Regions from separate parts of the Homo sapiens genome. Here region 2 is linked to region 1. A link is an interaction called in ENCODE POLR2A ChIA-PET data of the cell type or tissue named here. Cell type or tissue: CD4-positive, alpha-beta T cell. All regions are shown on one strand.

What was found. ChIA-PET counts read pairs that join two places held together with the same protein. Peaks named below come from ENCODE experiments on the same cell type or tissue, not always from the same donor. Only the 100,000 strongest peaks of a DNase experiment are listed, where the experiment ranks them.
Region 2: POLR2A ChIA-PET joins it to region 1 with 6 read pairs; 7 of 35 experiments call an interaction of 5 or more read pairs at or near these places.

The regions. Positions count from the first base shown.
Region 1 is chr1:25,570,682-25,575,681 of GRCh38, forward strand. It overlaps a transcript of LDLRAP1 not described here. Among named protein-coding and RNA genes, the nearest start is that of LDLRAP1, 30 kb to the left of the region's middle. RefSeq lists an enhancer at 3,296-4,163. In CD4-positive, alpha-beta T cell, a CTCF peak has its summit at 2,254; a DNase peak (open chromatin) is centred at 2,270; H3K27ac peaks cover 357 bases.
Region 2 is chr1:25,619,624-25,624,623 of GRCh38, forward strand. All of the region lies in intron 1 of MAN1C1 (mannosidase alpha class 1C member 1), which reads left to right. Among named protein-coding and RNA genes, the nearest start is that of MAN1C1, 5.3 kb to the left of the region's middle. RefSeq lists enhancers at 810-859, 1,728-2,228. In CD4-positive, alpha-beta T cell, CTCF peaks have their summits at 3,095, 3,308 and 3,524; DNase peaks (open chromatin) are centred at 838, 2,438, 3,108 and 4,748; H3K4me3 peaks cover 3,788 bases; H3K27ac peaks cover 1,368 bases.

The DNA of each region.
Region 1 (5,000 bases):
ACCCCGTCTCTACTAAAAATACAAAAAATTAGCCAGGCGTGGTGGCGGGCGCCTGTAGTCCCAGCTACTTGGGAGGCTGAGGCAGGAGAATGGCATGAACCCAGGAGGTGGAGCTTGCAGTGAGCCGAGATCGGGCCACTACACTCCAGCCTGGGCGACAGAATGAGACTCCTTCTCAAAATAAAAATAAAAATAAAGTAACCCTTGGGCCTGTTAGGTCTTTTGCACCTAACACTGGTGATACTAGTCCTTGCAACCTCACATGCTACCAGGTAGGTGGTCCTAGTCCCATTTTCCTGATGAGGCAGCTGAGGGTGAAGGAGGATCAACAAGTTGACCAAAGTCTCACATCCACTCGGGGATCTGGGATTTGAACCCTGCTCTCTGACCCCAGCGCTCCGGATTTCCACTGCACAGTGCCTCTCCGTGCAGATCAAGGCAAACCCCAACCGACCTGGTGTGCCCTGCTCTGCCTCGCCAGCAGCCCCAGCTACCACGGAAGACACTGGAAGCTGCTGGCCAGTGGGTGTCTCCACAGGCAGAGGCTGACTTCCTAGCTAGACACCAGAGCAGATCCCACCTCTTCCCCAGTGGCTGCCCTTTGGGGCCACTTCTCTGGACATGCCTAGTTTAGAACTCCACAGGGGTATGTCTCATTGCATTGAGACCCTGCTTTGTCCCCAGTGGCACTGCTCAGCCTGCCAGTGGGGCCCACAGTGAGCATTGGTGCCCCTCAGAGAAGGAAGCCTTCCTCTGGGAGGTGAATGCCAGCCTCGGAAGGGCAGGAAGGAGGGTGCACATCTTGAACACCAGCAGCATCCACACGTACCAGCTAGTTTAAGCTGCTGCACGGCCCCTGTGCTTGCACGTATTGTTAGCCCATTTTAGAGATGATGATACCAAGGCCTGTGGCGGTTACATGATCAGCCAGCCTCACACAGCTATTAGGAGGCAGGCCTGGGACTCAGAGCCAGTGTGTTCCCCACTGTGCTGGGTGGCCCTGCCTCTGCAGGTCACTTGGGACATTGGCAAATCAGGATGACCTTGCTTGCTTAGGAACTTCTGAACCCAGCCCAGAGTAACCTTAGCCAAGTGTCCAGCACAGAGGTACTGGATCAGATGGTGCGTTTGTGGCCAGGACAGATGTGGGCTGTGTCATGAATCCTTGTTGCCAGACAGCAATTCTGACTGCACCTGCTGAGCCCCAGCACGGCCTGTCTCAGGGTGACTGAGGCACAGCTGCTCTTGACCCCCTCGCAGTCCAGGGGTTATAGTTCATGGTGCCCTGGAAAGTCCCCGGGCATGAGCTGGGCTTGCAGTAGGCCAGCGGGACATTGGAAGTCAGAGCTGAGGTATGGCAGCTGGGGAAGCCAGGTCAGGCTCTTAGAAGAGGGGCATATTCCTGCTGGGCATCAAAGGAAGGGTAGAATGGTTGGCGACTGCATGTGCTAGCCTGGGAGCTCCCTGAGGACATGCCTGTCTGATTTGCCCCATGGCCTCAGTGCCCAGCCTAGCACCTGGCACAGAGTGGCCATCAGTGAGTCAGTTCATCAGGAGGGGAGAACAGCCTGGCTCCCATGAGAGCTGTGAGAAAGGGCAGCCCTGGCTCAGCAGGCAGCGCTGGAGTCCCTGCAGCCTGGGAGTCCACTTTGCCGGCTGTCAGACCCTTCCTGTGACAGCTCCCCAGTGTGCACTGGGTGCACTGGGCTTAGGCACTCTGGGTCTCCGTCACACACAGCCGATGGCATGGCATGCCCAGCCTGGTTTGGTAAAATGTTGTGTGGTCCACCCTCTGCCCCAACCAAGATCTTGGTTTTCATGCTGTCTTCAAAGTGAGATTCTAGAATGTTAATGCTGGGAGAGCCCCTGATGGTTCCCCAGCCCACCCACTGAGCTTATAATGGGGAGTTGAGACCTGCAGAGGGCACAGGACTTGCCCGGGACTCACAGGCAGTTAAGAGAGCTGGGATCTGAGCTGTATTTTCCACCGACTCCATGCCCAGTCCTCCATCAACCTGGAGTAAAGGAGAGAGAAGTCCCTCCCACTCTTGCTAGAAGGGGCCCATGTGCTTGCAGGGAACTGGATGTGATGTTGGTAAGAAGAGGCTGGAGAAAGGACCTTGGTGGATTCTTGAGCATGTAATGAGCACCAGCTCATCATCCGTCTCTCCACTGTCCCCCTCAAGGACGCTGAAGTCTCATCTGCAGCTCAGGCTGCTGGCCAGACACCTAGAAGAGGGGGCATGGAGCTGCAGTTCCGAGTGCAGCCTCTGGGGCCACAGCCGTCAGGACTGGCTTTCAATCCCAGACGGCCGATTTTTAGCCGCAGAAACAACTTAGTAGCCTGTATCTCAGTCTCCTCACCTGTTAAATAGGATAAAGGTGCAGTCCAAACAGGGGCTGCTTTGCGGGGCGGGGGGAGGTCAGATGGGGGTGGGGAAGACCAGTTTCTCCCCAGGGGTAAGGCCCACCCAGGGTAGCCAAGGTGGGGAGGAGACAAGTTGTGTCTTACCAGCTCCCCTGATGCACCCAGGTGCACACTCAGGCCCCGCCACGTTGAGACCACCACATTATGCCCTCAGGAAAAACTCAACAAACTCTACTGTCTAGTGAGGAAAGCGTTGCAGTCTAGCTGTTTCCAGTAGGAAGGGATTTAGTGAAGAGCACCAGATCACAAAAGCCCTGGCAGGGCGAGGGTGCAGGTGGTCCCTGCAGGGGCTCAGGGATCTGGCGGCTGCTGCTCCTGTAGGTCCCGGTGGCTGCATCCCGGGGCAGAGCTGGCCGGAAGCTGCTGGCAAGGGAAGTTGGGAAGAGGTGGTTTGCAGGCATCAGCCCTTGCGGCTCAGGAGGGCACAGGGAAGGGAAGGGAAATGGTGCTGAGATGCAGCAGACCCCCTGGCACCCCACCACCCCAACACTGTTGGGGGGCAGGGAGGGTAAAAGGAGCTGAGGGAGGTTAGCCCGGAGAAAACCTGGCTGCCACACCTATGTCGGGAGCTATGCCGAGGCTTTGCACACGTTACGTAATCCTTAGGACAGCCATGTGAGGCCATGAACTGACCTGATCGAGATGTGAAAAGCTAGGACAGCACCCCGGGGCTATTTCACACAGGCGGGGCCTGCTCCTGCCTCTCCCTGAGCCAGGCTCATTCATCCAATGCCCAGTGATTGAGTGCCCACCACATGCCAGGATGCATGCCAGGCGTCTGGAACATGGCAGCAAACAAAACAGCAGAAATCCCCATCCTCATGGAGCTGACGCTCCCCCAAATATGTATAAATATTTGTAAATACGTAAAAATAGGTGTGGTGTAAGCACTCCAAAGGAAAAAGGGCGGTGGGGGGAAGGGGAGTGGCCTGGCCGGCAGCGCTGCTGCACCTGGGGTGGTCAGAGTTGGACAGAGTGCTGGAGGAGGTAGGGAGGCCCCAGAGAAAGGGCACCTGAGAGGGCAAAGAGCAAGCGCAAAGCCCCAGGATTGCAGTTTGGAATGTGCCAAGGGCAGGAGGAAGTCTGAGGCTGGAGAGGAGGGAGGAAGGAGGTGGACTGGGAAATGGGCTCAGAGCAGGTGCAGGCCTGGACCACAGGGCGGTGGCAAGGCTCAGACCTGCTGTGCAGGGCTCAGTGTGGGGTCTCGAGGACACGAAGGCTGCACAGCCAGGGGCAATGCAGAGACTGAGGCTCTAGGATACTGAGGCTGTCATCCAGGGTCAAGCCCAAGAGAGAGCAACCTCCGGGCTTGCAAGCGGGCAGATGGAAGGTTGAAAAGGCAACCCCATGTCCTCCTGCTCTGTTGTCTGAGCGGGGGGCTTCCAGATTTGTTGAAGAAAAGGATGTGTGCATGGCCAGCTGCCTGGGTTTGGTGGTGGTCCCAAATCTGTGTGTCGGGAGCCCTGTGGGTGTCTGTGGGCCTCTGGCAGTAGCCTGAGTCAGAGATTGGTGTATCCCCGTGTGATGTGGAGGGCTGGTGTCTCTTGGTCCCTGCCAGCCGAGCAAGAGGCTGATGCAGCGAGTGTTCTGGGCATGCTATATCATTTCTCTGGGTGTGCATGAGTGAGCCTGTGTTGGCTCCGTGGGCCTGTATGTGCCAGGAGCGTGTAGACCTGAAGGTCTGTACATGAGTCAAGGGTGAGAGGCCTGTGTGTTTCCTTGTGCGTCTGTGGGTTCCTGCTTGTCCGTAGTGGGCAGCAGTGAGGGGTGTCTTTGACTTTGGCCTGTCATTGTCTGTTTCATGCTCACTTGACATTCCACAGCTCAGCTGTAGTTCTTGGAACGAATGGAAACAGACAGCACCCAGGACCCAGTAGGACTGGCCTGTGCTTCTTGGATACTTGGGTTCAGGGTCTCCTCCCCAGCGGTCTCTAACAGCTGAGGTAGGGACGACTCACCGTCCCGGTCCCCAAATGCAGTGCTTTAAACTCAGAGACCCTTTCTTCGGGCCGCAAGGCTGGACCAGGGCTCTCACTACCCGGGTGGGAAGACTGTATGATGTTTGGGCCTTGCCAGCCCCAAGGAAGAGTCAGATCTCTAAACCTGGGGGCCTCCTGGGAAAGCCAGGACTCCAGCACTGTGGAAAGAGCATGGAGGTAGAAGTCAGAAGGACCTGGGTTCAAATCCCACTTTTGCCCAGGCATAGGGGCTCATGCCTGTAATCCAAGCACTTTGGAAGGCTGAGGCAGGTGAATCACTAGAGTCCGGAAATTTGAGACCAGCATGAGCAACCTGGAGAAACCCTGTCTCTACTAAAAAAAAAAAAAAAAAAAAAACCAGCTGTGCATGGTGGCATGCATCTGTAGTCCCAGCTACTCAGGAGACTGAGGTGGGAAGATCACTTGAGCCTGGAAAGTCAAGGCTGTAGTGAGCTGTGATTGCACCACTGTACTCCAGCCTCGGCCACAGAATGAGACCCTGTCTTACAAAAACAAACAAACAAACAAACAAAAATCTCACTTTGTCATTTCCTAGTTCAAAAACCTTAGTCAAATGGCTGCTCCGTTTCCTT
Region 2 (5,000 bases), 49 kb after region 1:
GAGTGCTTGGTGTGTATGTGTGTGTGCATGTTTGTGTGCTCTCAGTTTCCAGATTCCTGTTGAAATCTCAGGTTGAGTGACAGCTGGAACTTGCAGTAGCTAAGTAAGGGGCATTCATTTCTCCCTTTCTTGTTAAGGAACTACGCTGTTGAATACTCACTTGGACCACCCATAGCTCTTTCTCAAAGCTGCTTCTGAGCACAGTGGCTCTTTTTGCCCCTCTCGACCTCCCAGTAGGGCAGTGACCCCCAGTGAAATTACATATAAATTGCATGCATGCAGTTTTTCATGGGGCATCCAGAGGTGCCATCAGATTTTCAAACTGATCCCCCAAAGGATTAAGAATTAACTATCATCTTCCTCAGAAGAGATACTCTCTGTGTTTGCATTTAGATGGTGGTCCATTTCCGAATGCCAGGGGCTGGAGAGTCATGGCAGGAAGGAAGGGCTGGCTAGTAGGGAACTTGATTCTCCCTCTCTGTGTAAGACAATTTATTTTGCCAGCAGAGTCTGGGATGATGCTTGCTGGAGTGGCTGGAGGGTGGGAAGAGGGGTGAGGATTCTGTGCTTTGCAGGTGGGTATAAAATAACATGATGGGAGAAGGTCTAAGTTGGTGACCAGATGTCTGGATCTTTCTAGCTGGTATCTCCTTGCACCCCTGGTACTAGCTGGAGGCATGCTGCATATACTTGGAGTTGGTGTTCAGCTAGCCCTCTCTTACTAATCTTGAAGAAGAGAGGGCTGGTTTCTGTTGTTTTGAAACCTATTGTCTCTTCAGGCTTCCTGCCACTGACCACGCTCTCACGACAACCTGAAAGATGTAGAGTGGGTTTTGGTTTAGTTGTTAACAGTTACCATTCCTGCTGTCCCACCCCAGGAAGAACGCATATGATGGTTGCTGGAGAATGTCTTTATTTCCTTCACATTTAAATTCTATCTGCGTCATGCCCAGGGGTAGATCATTTTAGAAAGGTGCCTGTTTTCACAAAAGGGACTGTTGCTTTCCTCCCTGGTTTGTTTATTTCCAGACATGGATTGATTAAATCCAAGGAACAGAGGGGGAGCTGGCATCAGATAAAAAAAGGCCCTGTTCTTATAAGATTTTAAAGTGAAAGTAAATATCAGGAGAGAGAGAAGGTGATAAATGAGCATGAATGAAAACTGGACACTTGGACTCTAGATCAATACTGTGCATTCATGAGCATCCCGAGAGATGGACATGGTCACCAGGTCTGTGTTGTTAAGATGGTTGAGGCTGCAGGTTCTGGGCATGCATATGTCAGGAAACACTCTGTCACTAGAACCAACTGTTTTTCCTCACTTTCCAATTTTGGAACCTTGGCAAAAGCAATGTGGTGGAGAGAGGAGACCCACAGAACATGGGTTGGAGTTTCAGCACACTCTCAACTGTCTGACTTTGGGCAACCCACCTCTCCTTCCTGGACCTTCCTGTAAAATGGGGTGAGGGAGAGGAGAATAAGCTGGTTATAGACCCTCTTGCTTCTGGCCCTGGCCCCTAAGTGAACTGGCAGTCTGGTCAGGGACTCCATAGCGGTTGGGCTTTCCGAACTCTGTTTTGAGATATCTTGTACTGGAAATCAGGGACAATGGTGTGGTGGTAGTGGTGGTGTTGATGGGGTCGTGATGTTCACTGCTGTATCTCTGTCTAGCACCTATCCAAGAATAGATATTCAGGCAGTTGGTTAAGTTAATTATTCCCATTACCCTCAGCTTGGAATCACGAAGAGTAAAGGTGTTGGCTGGAATGTAAAGGGGTGAAGGCTTGGTAGTAGCCTTGCCTTTCAGATCTGAGGATAATATAGGAAATGGGGGATGTCATTCATAGGCGGGTTTCTTATGGATTCAAGTTCAAACAGACTTGTCTCACACATGGGAATGTACAGCTTTTCAGGGTTATATCTCAGTGGAAGAATTCAGACTGCTCTGGGTCCTACCCATGATGCTTGGTTGTGTTTTTGTTGTTGTTGTTTTTTTTGTTTGTGTTTGTTTTTTTTTTAAGACGGAGTCTTGCTCTGTCGTCGAGGCTGCAGTGCAGTGGCGTGGTCTTGGCTCACTGCAGCCTCCGCCTCCCAGGTTCCAGGTTCAAGCGATTCTCATGACTCAGCCTCCCAAGTAACTGGGATTCCAGGCGCCCCACCACACCTGGCTAATTTTTGTATTTTTAGTAGAGACGGGGTTTTGCTGTGTTGGCCAGGCTGGTCTCGATCTCCTGACCTCAGGTGATCCACCTGCCTCAGCCTCCCAAAGTGCTGAGATTACAGGCACGAGCCACCGCGCCTGGCCAGTGCTTGGTTGTTGTTCTGGGGAACCTCAGTTCCTTCCAGTGAAGGGGGCTTTTTATAAAAGGGAATTAGGCTGGCTGGGGCACTGAGAACGCGGTACTGGAGTTGGGACTTGCCCTTGCCCATATGGTGTTTTCAAACAAACCACAGAAAGGGCTCCTTCCTCTGGTTAGGTGCAGCACCAGCATCACTCCAGAGTGCAGGGCTGGGTGAGGAGAATGTGGATTGAATTTCCCCACCTTCCCTGTGCTGTTGGCCCAGTGTTCTTACAAACCACTGTATGCTGCAGTTCTGTTAAGAATCCAAGCTGGGTCAAGTCCTAGCTGTTCCATCAACTCTGATTGGAAATTCCTGTTTATTACTGGGCCTCAGTCTTCATGGTAAACCAAGAGGCTGGCATTTAGGGGACCCTTCTCTCTTCTCTTCCACCTCTTTACTGTTTGTTTATGGATCTGCCCAAGCACCTAGAATAGGGTCTGACATTTAGTTGGAACTCACCTACTTTAATGAATGGCTACATTAAAGATCCATAAACTAACAGTTAAGATTGCTAGTGGCTAAGGCTGGGTCTTCTCCCTTAGGGTACCTGGAATTCAAAGGACCCTCACAGTAAGAGCTGTAGTCAGGTTTAGGGGCTTAGCGGCTCAGTGACCCAAGAGGCCTTTTAGAAGTTGCAGCAATTTTCTGAGGGTAAATCTGACTTGAGGGAGTGGAGGTGACACTCGTGAGTAAAATCTCTCATGCCTAGAGAGCAGGCATCGGAGGGTGCCTGTGACTTGGCAGGGAGGGAGCACCCCAGCTCTTGCCCTCTGTGCCTGCTGTGTTCAACCACCAGGGTATTGCTGGTTATGATATGTGACAGTGTCTGAATAAGTCATCTTGGCAAATGATCTTTGCTCCCCATTAACGGGCTGGTTCGTTAGTCATGTGTGATTTTTTTCTGTTTTCTCTGTATATCTGATTTATCGTCACTAGTGCCAGGGACAGGTAGGAAAATTAAAAGGCTTTGTAGCATGTGAATCTGAGCCTGTGAGATGTTCAGGATAATTAATATTAGGAACAGCTCAGATTTAAATAGCTTTCCTTCCAAGAGCTCTGTTTGAGTTGTAAATCCATTCAAGATCCTTTCCCTTCTCCCTGGCCCTTCAGTCTCTTCCGTTTCCCTCTTGTCCTGCTCTACCATGCATTTAACATAGGTGGAGACTGGCCTGTAATAACTGGACAGGCCCCTTGGAAAACCCTTACATCCTCAGCCCAGCCATACGCCTCCTCCTTCCGTAGGACCAAGTGTGCAGTTGAGTAAAGCTTAGCACTTGTCCCTACCAGGTATACAACTTAACTCCCACACGTTGGTTGTGTCTCTGCTTTCATTTCTAGTTGTACCATTTGAGGGAATTAGGCATTCCAGGAGCAATTGCTTCTTAGGCCCCATATTCTTAACTCTGTCTTTAGTGTCAGGGCTAGAAACAAATAGAAGGATGATTTTTAAAAGTCTGCTGCCTATTTCACAGTATAGTTAGTGGTGGTGGGGGGGGGTAAGAATATAGATTCCCCTGTGGTTTTCACAGTGACTGATTTACATCCGAGTTCAAGAAATGCTTTTTCTCTAGCTTTCCCAGAAGACAGATCCATTACTCCACCAAAAATAAATATTGTGATATATATCAGGCATACTTTGCTCAAAGGGACTTACATCTTTTCTCTTATTGAAAAAAATAAATCAGTCTTGCAGATTGTAAAGCCCCTGTGTAGGGAAGCTGCTTGGTAATCCAGGTGAGCACCCAGCCTTGTGGATACTGACGCTGGCTTGGAGAAGAAACCTCTTTTTGCATCCTAAGTTGAATCTGTGTTAGAGGAAGTGTTGGGAGCTTTAGGCTCTCCCTGCGTTGCTTTCAGTGGCAAAATTGGGAAGGATTTCCCAAGGGAATGATGGACGTAGGCTAGTTGCCTCAGGCGAGCTCATGGATTTATGATTACATTTCTTGAAAATAGGGGCCATGCATGGAGCAGGGACAAGTGTCATGAGTCAAGGATTGTTGTCTTTCCGGTTCTGTGCACCTGCAGTCCAAAAAGACCAGGATCATTCAAACAATAAGCCCTGGTTCTTGATTCTCTGCTATTCCTGGGCCAAGCAAGGCCTTTATGCATAAACATTTGCATAATTTGGGGAAAAGAAACAACAAATGTTCTTAGCTCTGTATTGCCATGCAGATGATGGTAAGAAGCCAAACGGGAGACTCCTCAAAGAATTCCAAGGACTCAAGGAACTTAGGCCCCTCCGTCTTCCTCCTCACTCCCCCTTCACTCTGGGGGCTGGTCAGTAGCTCAGACAGCAGGGTTTTGGATGTCCTAAATGTAGAGTTGATGCAACTGAGATTGCTGTTAAGTCAGACCTGCTTTGGTGTCTCCACCCTCAAAGAGAATAGAAGCCACAGAGACCACAGCCTCAGTGTGGGGACTCAGTTGCGGGTGTTTCCTCCCCTAGAAGGCTGTTGCCTAAGATTTGATTGAGAGCTCCCCACACTTGGCAGGCAGGTGGTCAAAACAGTTCTTACTCACAAGGGGGTCTGAATTTCTTAACTTGGAATCTTCTTTAATTAAAGGCTACAACCAGGGCAATTGTCCATCTGTTTTAGTGGTAACTTTTACAGAAGAAACTTTGCTATATTGATTAGTGCCCGCCTTGATAGATGATC